2 separate regions of the Mus musculus genome follow, and region 2 is linked to region 1. A link is a contact called in ENCODE Hi-C or POLR2A ChIA-PET data. All regions are on one chromosome and are shown on one strand. The core of a region is the stretch at or near the end of the contact, and the rest is flanking DNA. Distances in the headings are between cores, read along the strand shown.

What was found. A loop is a pair of places that touch in the nucleus more often than their neighbours do. ChIA-PET counts read pairs that join two places held with the same protein, here RNA polymerase II (POLR2A).
Region 2: a map of T-helper 2 cell shows a loop between it and region 1 (2.3-fold over the local background). The contact joins the enhancer-like site here to the promoter of Nrxn2 in region 1. A Hi-C loop is called at or near these places in 5 of 37 maps with a recorded cell type or tissue (T-helper 2 cell, left cerebral cortex and v-Abl transformed pro-B cells). POLR2A ChIA-PET finds 5 or more read pairs at or near these places in 2 of 5 experiments (both embryonic stem cell).

The regions. Positions count from the first base shown.
Region 1 is chr19:6,415,512-6,421,143 of GRCm38, forward strand. It overlaps Nrxn2 (neurexin II), which reads left to right and starts at 3,245. Exons shown (of 23, transcript NM_001205234.2): 1 at 3,245-3,461. Gm14965 (a long non-coding RNA gene) reads right to left here and starts at 3,251. Exons shown (of 3, transcript XR_879495.2): 1 at 2,980-3,251; 2 at 1,966-2,149.
Region 2 is chr19:6,472,565-6,478,196 of GRCm38, forward strand. Nrxn2 (neurexin II) reads left to right here. Exons shown (of 23, transcript NM_001205234.2): 9 at 754-1,192. Among named protein-coding and RNA genes, the nearest start is that of Gm52381, 22 kb to the right of the region's middle. Within about 2 kb of position 2,351, at least 2 of the 3 ENCODE cell types and tissues checked have a DNase peak (open chromatin) inside an H3K27ac peak, as active enhancers do.

The DNA.
Region 1 (5,632 bases), core at 1,995-4,494:
ACTGACAGGACTTCATGGCAGGGAGAGGGCAGCCCAGGGTACTGGCTGTGGAGCAGAGCTAGGAGGGGTGGGGACAGCCAGAGGCTGGGGCTGGTGTGCCTCAGGGTGGGGGCTGACATCCTTGGTCATGCAGCCTCCTGGCCTGGTGCTGCCGCCAGCCGGAAGGACAGCGACTTCCAGAGGAAATGCATATTGATCTTGCTCAGCTCCGGAGGCCTCCTAACCCAGCTTGCTCTTCCCTTCTGTATTGGCAGCACTGAGAACTTGGGGGGGGGTGCTTGTCACCACTAACTAAGGCCAAGGCTATTTCTAAGACTGCTTTGGGACAGGAGGGTGGTCTATGGGAGTTTTCTAAAGGATCTAGAGCCTGACCCAGATGTCCCTAAGGTCAGGAGGTACCAGATAGCAATGCTGAGAATGGGAGCTACATCCCCAGATTTCCACACTGTAGGGTGCCTTACAGCAGCTGTTGGGGTTGAAAAGGAGCACCCTAAATCCCTACCTGTACATCACTCTATTCTGCAGACCTGGCAGTGGCCTCCAATCTCTTGGAAGAGTGCACTATCCCAGAGCCTCTAATTCCTGCCTGTTTCTACCTTTTTGACTTCAATCCCTCTGGTCTTCTAGTCCTTATTTTGGGTCCCCTCATTCTCCTGCCCTGTCACAATGATCAGCTTCAGCCCTGTCCCTTATTGAGTCCCCTACACTGCCTCTCCTTCTGTCCTCAGCCCCCTCCTCCCCTCCCCCTCTCGAGGCTGTAATATCCGTTTCATGATTTGGGGGCTGAGTTGCTATAACAACAGACGGCGATTGTGTTGTGAAGAGCAGCTCGCTCCTGCTCTGCCAGCCTGCCTCCCGCTGCCTCCATCCCTGCAGCCTGGTCGGCTCCCCAGCCCACCCCCAGCCCCTCCTTGGCCTCTTCCCAGTGTGTGGTGCTGCCCGGTGTTCAGCTCTGCCTCATCTGGGATGTGACCTGTACCTGCCTTTCCACTGTCATTCAAATGTGTCAGAATTGAGTGTCTGGCCCTCACATGGTGTTTGCCTGAGCATATGTGTGTGGGACCTGCACCTACACTTGCCAGGGTTTCCCTCCCTGTTGGCTTGTGTACCTGCCTAGAAGGGTGTCTGCTCTATGCTGCTCCCCAATGCCACATTGGGTGTGAGCCTGTGTATTTGAGGGGTGTGTTTTGAAGTGGTGGGGCCCAGCTGCCATGAGGGATCTGAATCTCGGACCTTCCTTGTAGAGGAGAGGGACAGGGAGGTGTAGCAGGGAGGTGTAGCAGACTCCAGCGACCTTTCCTGCCCTTGATGGGAAAAGCTGAAGGTAGAGACAGAAGAGCGGTGTTCACCCTTGCCTCCCTTCCCACTCAGACTCCTGGGGTTTGAGCCTTGTCACTGGGTCACTGCACCTGCTTGTCTGTCCCTCTGCATTTTGGTGTTTGTACGTGTGAGTGTGGGTCCTGCAGGAGGAGGAACAGCAGATGATGGGTGGGGCAGTGGGCTGGGGGGGGGGTCAGAGAGGCCCTGACTCAGCAGTTCTTGTTCTGCTGCCTCTACTGGCCTTGGCAGCCAGTAGGGGACGTGTGGGGGGTGTGGTGGTAGTGGGGGCAGGGCTGCCTGAGGGTCTCTCCAAGGTCAGAGTAGGCCCCAAGTCTGGGACCTTGTTCAGGAATCTCCCTTTCCACTGCCTGGGAAATACCCATTGCAGCTAGGTCTTCTCCTATCCTCCTTCCAGGCTATCAAAGGAGGTCCTCTCTAAGGAGCGGTGGGGGGAGTGTCCACATTCATTAACTCAGGAATTGACTGCTCTGCAAAGTACCTACCGACGACCAGGGAGACTCCATGGGCAGGTCCCCTGTGAGTCACTTGGGTGTGTGTTTGCCCTTGAGTGTGCAGGTACCTGTGTATGCACAAGTATGCAGGTTATGGATCGAGTGTGTCCCCCCACCCCCCGTGGTGACTTACCATGGTGGGGCATCTCTGCAGTGTCCCTTTGTGTTTCTTGGAAACGCTGGGCACACATGAATAGGTGTGCATGGCTGTGTGCCCCCATGTGTATCTGCATACATTAGTGGTTGGACGTGTGTTCTTGCATATTGCCTCTGGCTAAGGAAATGCCAACTGCTACCAGCTGTGCAGATCACAGGCCCTGTAACAGAAATCAGGGGCCTGGAGAGAACTGGCAAAATGGTCTGCCACACACCCACGGCCACACCCACGCCGGCACACTGTCTCATTGAGAAGCCTTGTGTCCAACTTAGGTAATGGTATACACACCTAGGCGCTGGATCTACCTTTTCTCGGTGGAGTAAATGAAGAGGGGTGTTCCTTCCTCACACTCTGACACAAACACGGCGATGCAGACATTCTTACTGCAGAAGACTTGCACGCCAGGACCACACTCTGAAACTCACAGCTAAGGGTAGGAGCTCGAAGGGAAGATTCTACTAGATTTGTATTCAGTAACAGGGAGTGGGTAGCTTCCACCCCACCACTAGCCTTTTCCTACCCCAGAAAAGCCTTCCACAGGGGTGGAAAGCTGGTTCCAAACTCTGGGATTCCCATGAGTCTGGGCTGGGAAACCCCACTGTCTCTAGCTTAGAATCTTGCCAACCTCCAAGCTTCGTCCTTATCTCAGAAAAGCCCCTAGCTCTTCAGTTCCGGAGGCTTCCAGCTAGAGGATACAGAGACAGTGATTGGTAGGGTCTCTGCGAGCGACTGGAAAAGCCACTAGCAGTCCTGGGGTGGGAGAGGCTTCCTTGGCTCCGGGTAGCCCAGGCCAGCCCCCCCAGACTCAGCCAGCAGAGGGCGCTGTGGCCAAGGCCCTGCTCGGGTCCTGCTCTCTCGGTGCCTCAAGTCGGGGTTCAGTCCTCTCCTTTGGTTTGTCCCAGCCCTGGGCACTATCTTCGGGACCCGCCGGCAGGGGCGGGTGGGTGTGGGATCCAACAACCCAACCAAAGGTAGAAGGGGCTAGGGTACCTGGATTCCCAAGACCCCGAGCCTGGGGAGAGCACCTGCTGGGTTAAGAGGCCTGGACGTCCGGGCAAAGGTCCAGAGAGGTGGGAAAGGGCTCGGATGCCCTGGGGCCGGGACGCCTGGGTCCTCGCGGAGGAGGGAGGCGGGTCATGGAGCCGCGGGACTGGCGGCTTCTGCATCTTCGCATTGGCTGTGCCACTCGTCCGTCAGTGTTGCGTGGCCCAATGCGTGTGCTTGGGGGGCGGGTCCTGGTGCTGATGCTGCCGTCAGTCGGTGTTGCAGGGATGCGGCGGCGGGAGCAGCCGCCCTGACTCTCAGAGCATCCTCCTCGGAGCGGCACCGCGGCGGGGCGGGCGGGGACGCGGCGGGGACCAGGAGGCGCGAGGCAGCCGATATCGCTGGCCCAGGATCTGTTACCTGCCGTAGACCCAGCGGTCTCTAGGCTCGGATCCCTACCCTTCAGCTCCTGGCGCCCCCAAAACCAGGTATGGGGGGGGGGCTGCGGCGGAGACGGGTGGGGGGCGGGAGCCAATCGGGGGAGGGGAGCGGGTCGGAGGGGGCGGCGGATGCAGAAAGGACGGATTGGGGGGCGGGGGCGCCGAGCAGAGAGGGCTGGCTGGGTGACAGCGAGGAGGCGAAGCCGCTGGGGGAGGTTGGGGGACTCCCTGTGGAAGGGGCATTGGCCCTGAGCTGGGGCGAATGCAAGGTGGTGAGGGAGGGTCGATGGGGGAAGGGGGTCTGAAGGAGGGGCATCCATAGGGCTGTGAGAAGGGCTCTGAAATAGGGGTGGGGGGAGGTCCCAGTCTATGCTGGTCCTGGCAGCTGGAAGCAGTGATGGACCAGAGAAGCTGCGAGCTGTTGTGGTCTGAAGGGTCTGCAGGGGAGAAACACTGGTCTTAGTGGGAGAGGAGGCAGGCTGGAGAGAGGTTTGGGAAGTGGAGAGGGAGGTCTGGGGGCAACCACTGAAGAAAAGACTACTGGGGGATGGGAGCCAAGGGGAGAGGAGGTTATCAGGAGGGAGCAGAGGGGAAGATGCCAGGATGCTCTAGGCATAGATGAGTCTGTGACGGGGAAGAGCTGGACAAGATGGGGGGCCTGAGGGAGAGGAGAGAAGCTTGCTGGGGAGAGCTGGGGGGTGACAGAGAGGGAAACCGGTCGAAGGAGGCTCTGCTTGGCTGAGAATATACTTGAGGGCAGCGGTGGGGCTCTGGTCACAGAGTACTGGAAGGGTAGAGGAGTCTTCTGAGCCCTGGGCTTATCCCTCCACCTCAAAGAGGTGGGAACCATTTCTCATGCTCCAGCCTTCTCCCCCAGAGGGAGGAGCAGTCTGCCTGGGTTCTTTGGGATGGGGGTATGACCACAAGGACCCTGGGTGGGCTCCTGGAGGTGAAATTGGATTTGTGGGGGTTATTGGGCTGTTCCAGTTGCCTTTGCCGTCACCCCCTCTTGAGGCATCCAGGGCCTTAATGAACCGGCAGGGATGGGAGGGGTAGTTCCTTGGTGCTCCACAGCGAAAGGGTGCCCAGCTCCACAGTGCTCAAGAAAATCTGAGGGGGTGGGTCTTGGGTCTCCAGCCCCCTTGACTACTTCCGGCTTTCAAACACCCTCGTTCTTTGCACATATTGTGGGTGGGTGGGGTAGACAAGGACCTTCTAGTCATTCCTGCCCCTCCCTCTCGTCCACCTTCTCAGTGTCTGGGCGTTCCTTCTGGGGGAGAGCTTTACATCCTCTGTCTTCTGCTAGAAAAAGAGAGAGAAGGGAGCAGGAAGGAAAAAGAGAGGAGGGGAGGTCGGCTAGTCAGTTAACTACATGGAGGGCCTCCGGCTTTGTAGGTGCTTCAGCTACTCAGGTCCCAGCTTGCTACCCCAAACCTGGGGATGGCTCAGGGATGGATATGTCAGAGCCAGAGCAACTTTCGTCTGTAGCCTCAGGGAGTAGGGTCTGTGTCTGGGAGGCCCCTTACCTTTGCTAAGGGAAGTGTGCTCAGACTCTGTCCATCCTCAGCAGCACAGGGGTGGGCGGGACCGATCAGCTGGCAGTGCCTGCTGAGAAGCTGCTCCTTGGCTGAATCCACATGACAGCTGCTCCTGAGAGGAAGGGACAGGGCTCTAGAATAGCCACCGGGGACCTCCGTGTCTCTCCAGGCTCCGTCTTTTCTGTTCTGTTCTGTCTACCCTTGCCAGTGACACAGACATCCCGACACTGATCCACACACTTGGTGGCACTCGCCCAGACACACACCTACACAAGGCGCACACACCTGCGTATACAATACAACTCCTTGGCAGCAAACCGCCCACGCTCCCCGCCCAGAGACACTGCCACCTCCTGCCTGCCTCAGGGACCTCCTCCAGGAGCCCTACTTGAGCACACAGCACGCATAGAACCCCTGAGTGCCCCCGGGTCTCCTGACAAAGCACTGCCTGACAGTCCTTCCCCTCAGAGATGCACAGCATCTGCCACTGTTCATGAACTCAGGCCCACCTGCCCTCCTGGCATGCACTGCTTCCTCTCCTGGGCACACACGCCCACGCCTACACATTTTCCCAGACACAGCAACCCCTGCCTGCCATATCACACGCACTGCATGCCAGTCTGGGTCTTAAGCATTGTGCTCCGGGTCTATAGGTGTGTGCACTAGGGCACAAGGTGGGCA
Region 2 (5,632 bases), core at 1,101-3,600, 56 kb after region 1:
TTTGGCCTTGAAACTCCCTCTCCTCGGAGGCTTTTCAGAGCTGAGGTCCACAGGGAAGGCTGCAGGCCAAAGCACGTGTCTTCACGTGTCTTCAAATGTCTGTCTTCAGGCACATGTCTTTCCCTCACTGGCTCTGTTGGCCAAGTCATTCCACCTCGTGGGTTGTCTGATGTGTAGATGAAGGGTGGTTTCCTATGTCAGTCTCTGTACAGAACATAGACAGGAGTTAACCCATTAGAAGAGAGCAGGCAGGTCAGGGACATCAGCGGACAGACGCCTGCCCAGCACACATGCCCCCATGGGTTCTATCAGCACACTACAACTGAGCGTGGTAGTGCACACATGCGATCTCAGTGTGTGGGAGGTGGAGGCAGGCAGACAAACTCAAGGTCGTCCTTAGCTATTCAGTGAGTTTGAAGCTATCCTAAGCTTCCTGAGACTCAGACTCAGGAAATAGTGACGGTAGCAACAGTGGCCCGCCTTTTTGTCATTGTGAATGACAGTTGAGCTGGACCCAGGAGCCCACAGAAGGAGCTTCCTGGCCAGTGTGGGGCTGGAAGACCGGAGAGAGGCAGCGAGGGGACTGTATAGCTTGAGAACAGAGGCCTGAGCCCTATGGGCTGATGGTGCTGAGCTTGGGACTGCTGGGATGGGTGGGTGTCGATGGACCATGGTAGCCAGGGAGGGAGACCCTTGGTAGTCAGACCCAAGGCTGCTTCCGCTTCCTTACCCAGACCCCTCTCCTCCATACAGGTGGTCTACAAGAATAATGACTTCAAGCTGGAGCTGTCCCGACTGGCTAAGGAAGGGGACCCGAAGATGAAGCTGCAGGGGGATTTGTCTTTCCGTTGTGAGGATGTGGCTGCCTTGGACCCTGTGACCTTTGAGAGTCCTGAGGCCTTTGTCGCACTGCCCCGCTGGAGCGCCAAGCGCACTGGTTCCATCTCCCTGGACTTCAGAACCACTGAGCCCAATGGGTTGTTGCTCTTCAGCCAGGGCCGGCGGGCTGGGGCCGGGGTAGGCAGTCACAGTTCTACCCAGAGGGCCGACTACTTTGCCATGGAGCTGTTGGATGGCTACCTCTACCTTCTGCTGGACATGGGCTCCGGGGGCATCAAGCTGCGGGCGTCTAGCCGCAAGGTCAATGATGGTGAATGGTGCCACGTGGACTTCCAGAGGGACGGGCGCAAAGGTCAGGAGGCCTCTGGACCTTCCCTTCCCCTGGCCACTCTTTTCTGCCTGCCCACCCTCTAGAGCTTTCACCCCCTGCTCCTAGTCTCCTCTCCCAGTTTTCCCTTGGCCCCTCTGTCATGGAGCTTGGAGAGCTGGCAGAAGGCGCAGGGACCTGGATTCATACTCTACTCCTCCTTATTTGTGACAGGAACAGTCACGCAAGGTCACTGTGGATGGGAGAGAGCAAGACTAGAAACACTGACATCACACCTAATGTAGAGATGTCGCAAAGCCAGGAGCGGTGGCTCATGCCTGCAATCCCAGCATCCGGGAGGCAAAGGCAGGAGGAGCACCATAAATCTGAGGGCATTTTGGACTATGCAGTGAGGTCCAGACCAGCTGGGGCGGCATAGTGAGGAGACATCGTCTCAAAACAAAGCAAAGTGGTTCTCCAGCCACCGATCCCTTCTATCCAGAGTCATGTTTCTTTCACTTAACAGGAAGCAGCTATCCCTCACTGTCTGGAAGGACTGCTCCTAGGACCCCCAAAGACACCAAAACCCACGGTGCTCAAGTTCCTCATAAAAGACGGTGCCGTGTTGTGTATCACCTGTACACATCCTCCTGGATAACTTGTTATCCCTAGGGTCCTCAAAATGCCTAATGGAACGTAGATGCTGGGACTGGGGCTAGCACAATGCCTAGGCTCCAGGCAAGGTGGGGCTCTCCTGTAATCCCAGTACTAGGGAGGTAGAGGCAGGAAGATCAAGAGTTCAAGGTCACATCCGGGTACATACAGGATTTGAGGCTAGCTTTGGCGAGAGAGAGAGAGAGAGAGAGAGAGAGAGAGAGAGAGAGAGAGAGAGAGAGAGAGAGAGAGAGAAAGAGAAAGAGAGAGAGAAACATAAGGCTATATAATAGTTACATTGTAGTTTTATGGTGGTCGCTATTAAATTGGTTGGTGAATAAGGACCAGCAGTATCTGTATGTGTTTAGTACAGACAGTTCGTTCCTTAAGTATCTCCATCCACGTTTGTTGGCTGAATGCGGAGCCAGAGTACACAGAAGCTGCCTGGTTTTCTGAGCGCTAGCTGTGGACTGACAGACCGCCCACCTCGTTCTGGCCACCACAGATGCAGTGAATAGGTCACCACCTGCCTGGCCATGAGGGTTCCAAATCGAGAGAACAGCTGGCGGGCTGTAACTAGCCAGTCCTCACCCTGTGTAGCTCCCAGGGTCGGCTGACATCGGATGAATTCAGAGTGGCTATGCGCGACTTTTTAGAACTTCTGTTGCTCTGGCCACTGCCTCCTCCTCCTTCCCTTTCGGCCTCCCGCTCTCAGGCTCTTGTTTTCCGCCTGCTAATTCCTGTGTGCTTGCCTCCATCTTGTTGAACCCAAGAAAGAGAATTGATACAAATGAGGCCTGACACATTATCCAATTTAAGTGCTTATCAACGTCAACTAAATTTTCTCATTCCAGCAGCCATCACCACTGCTGGCCTGCGAGTCAGCAGTGACCTCCTCTGCTCACTGCCTGGGAGGAGGGGACTGCCAGGCACCCAGAAGTGAGGCCATGCCATCATTTCCTCCCCCTACCCCCACCGCTCTCCCTTCCCCCCACTGCCCAGAGAGCCAGAGAAAACCATGAGAAAGGACTTTAGCTCTTGGCTCTGCCTCGTGACAGCACTGTGGGTCTTTGCTGACAGTCTCTAGGGTTCCTCACAGGTGGTCAGCGACCCATCCAGGAACTTGGGGTAGCTGTTTCAACCTTCCCTTGTTTTTCCTGCATCCCCACACCCCAGTGCTGACAACTGAAGCCTGCTCCTGCTGAGCCCCACCCCAGATTCCTTCTTCCTGTTTTTGTAATTTTTCAGTTGTGTTTTATATGTTGCTCTTGTGCCAGGCATATGTGTGGAGGTCCGAGGGCATTCTGGGAGCTGGTTCTGGCCTTCCACTTTTTGAGAAAGGATCTTTCTTGTTTCTGCTGCTTCCCTCTGTAGCCTGGGCTAGCTGGCTTCTTGGCGATTGCCTGTCTCCATCTCTCATCTGACCATAGGGAGACTGGGGTCTTGGCCCCACGCTGCACGTCTTCTTTTCTGTGGGTTCAGGGGATACAGCTTGGGTTCTCTACCTTGCATAGCCAGCACCTTGCACACTGGCCTGACTCTGGGGTCCTCCCACATTGCCTTGCTTTTGTTTCTTTTTGAAACTGTGGCAAATCGCACGTCACACACATTTCTAGTCTTCGTCATTACTCATGATTAGGGCTCTGACTACACTCAAGTCTCTGCACAGCCCTCACCAACGTCCAGGTGCAGTTTCCCCATCTTCCCACACTGAAGTCTCTGTTAAACATAAGCTCTCCTCTCCCTGTCCCCAGCCTCTGGCCACCATCTCTGTTTGAACTACTCTGGGACTTTAGATGAGTGACGACACACAGTACTACTTCATGTGTTCGCGTACATGCTTGCGTGTGTGTGGAGGCACACATATGTGGGTGCACACATGCATGTGCAGATCCAAGGCTGATGGCAGAAACCAGCCACTCCGTTCACTGAAGTAAGGTCTCTCAATCAAACCCAGAGCTCACAGATTTGGCCAGCCAGCTTGCTAGGGGATCTCTCTCTCTCTTTTCCTGTTAAACATTTAAACATTTTTTTATTAGATATTTATTTACATTTCAAATGTTAAACCTTTTCCTGGTTTCCCCTCCGAAAAACCTTCCTCCATTCTCTCCCCTAGGGGATCTCTTGTCTCTGCCTTCTAAGGTTGATATTATAGGTGGGCCAGCACACCCACCTGGCATTTCTGTGGTTTCTGGGGATTTGAACTCTGAGCTTCATACTTAAGCAGCAAACATATTAACCACGAACCATCTCCCCAGCTTCTCCTTTTCCTCCCTCCCCTCTCCCTCCCCCTCCCTTTCTTCTTTCCACTCAACACAGAGTCTCACACATAGTCCAGTCTAACTTTGGAATAACTTTGGAGTGGAGATCCTGTTGTCTTGGCCTTCCAGAGGATTAGGGTAACAGGCATGCGCCACTATATCCTATCTGTATATTTGACTTCTTTATTTTAATGACTTATTTGTTTTACTTTGCATGCATTGGTATTTTGCCTGCACATATATCTTAGGGTGTCGGATCCCCTGAACCTGGAGTTACAGACAATTGTGAGCTGTCATGTGGGTGCTAGGAATTGACAGAAGTCCCCTGGAAGAGGAGCCAGTTCTTTTAACTGCCGAGCCATCTCTCCAGCCCCTATATTTGTCTTCTTATGCCTGGCTGTTTCAGTGAGTAGAGTGTCTTTCAAGGTTCATCTGTGTTGTAGTGTGAGTCAGAACTCCCTTCCTCTCAATGCTGAATAACAGTGCCATGCCCACATCTTGTTTACCTTTTCTTCTGTCAAGGAATGAGTCAGGTGGCTCCTATTCCATACTGGGGAGCGACTCTGGAGCAGGGGTCAGAGTTCCTTTCAGTTCCTTCCTTCTTCCTCTCAGCACTCAGCTCGTGCTGACTCCTGTTCCAGCCAAAAGACGGGTCACGGCAGGCTCTGGGGACTCTGGCCATAAACAGTGAGATAGGCCATCACAGGGGCCACTTTTGGGATCCTGTTAGGAGAGGGACCCAGCAGCAGGACCCTGAGGAAGGTGATGCCTTGTCATGAGAGAACAGGTTTGGGGCCACGGTATTGAAGGGACCCTAGGGCTGGTGGCATGGCTCAGCAGGTAAAGGCTCTTAGTGGTCAGGCCTGATGACTCTGACTCTGACTCTCTCTCTCTCTCTCTCTCTCTCTCTCTCTCTCTCTCTCTCTCTCGTGTGCACGCACGCGCATGGAAACAGCTCAGTATGCTCTGAGGATGAGAGTTCGGTTACCAGCACCCACATCTGGAGGCTTACAAACACCTGTAATTTCAGATCCAGGGATCAAACTCCTTTTGCCTTTATAGGCATGTACATACACATGCACATAGTAAATAATAAAACAATAATTTAAACAACAACTTGGAGTTGCGGATGACCTACGCAACATGGTGGCTCACATCCCTACATACATGCAGGCACACGCACATATACACATAATTAAAAATAAAGTATATTTAAACAAACAAACATAAAACAGTGAGCCGGGTGTGGTGGCGCACGCCTTTAATGCCAGCACTCAGGAGGCAGAGGCAGGCAGATTTCTGAGTTCAAGGCCAGCTTGGTCTACAAAGTGAGTTCCAGGACAGCCAGGGCTACACAGAGAAACCCTGTCTCAAAAAACCAAACCAAACCAAAACCAAAACCAAAAAAACAAAACAAAAAAAAAAAAACAAAAACAAAAACATAAAACATAAAACAGTGCAAGGGAGCCTGGGGCCTGGGAGTGCATCTCCCGTCTTTGGGTCAGTAAGGTTTTGCGGGAGGAACTGGCTTCTAGTGGGAGCTGTGTCTGTAGAGGGGTTCTGCCCCTCC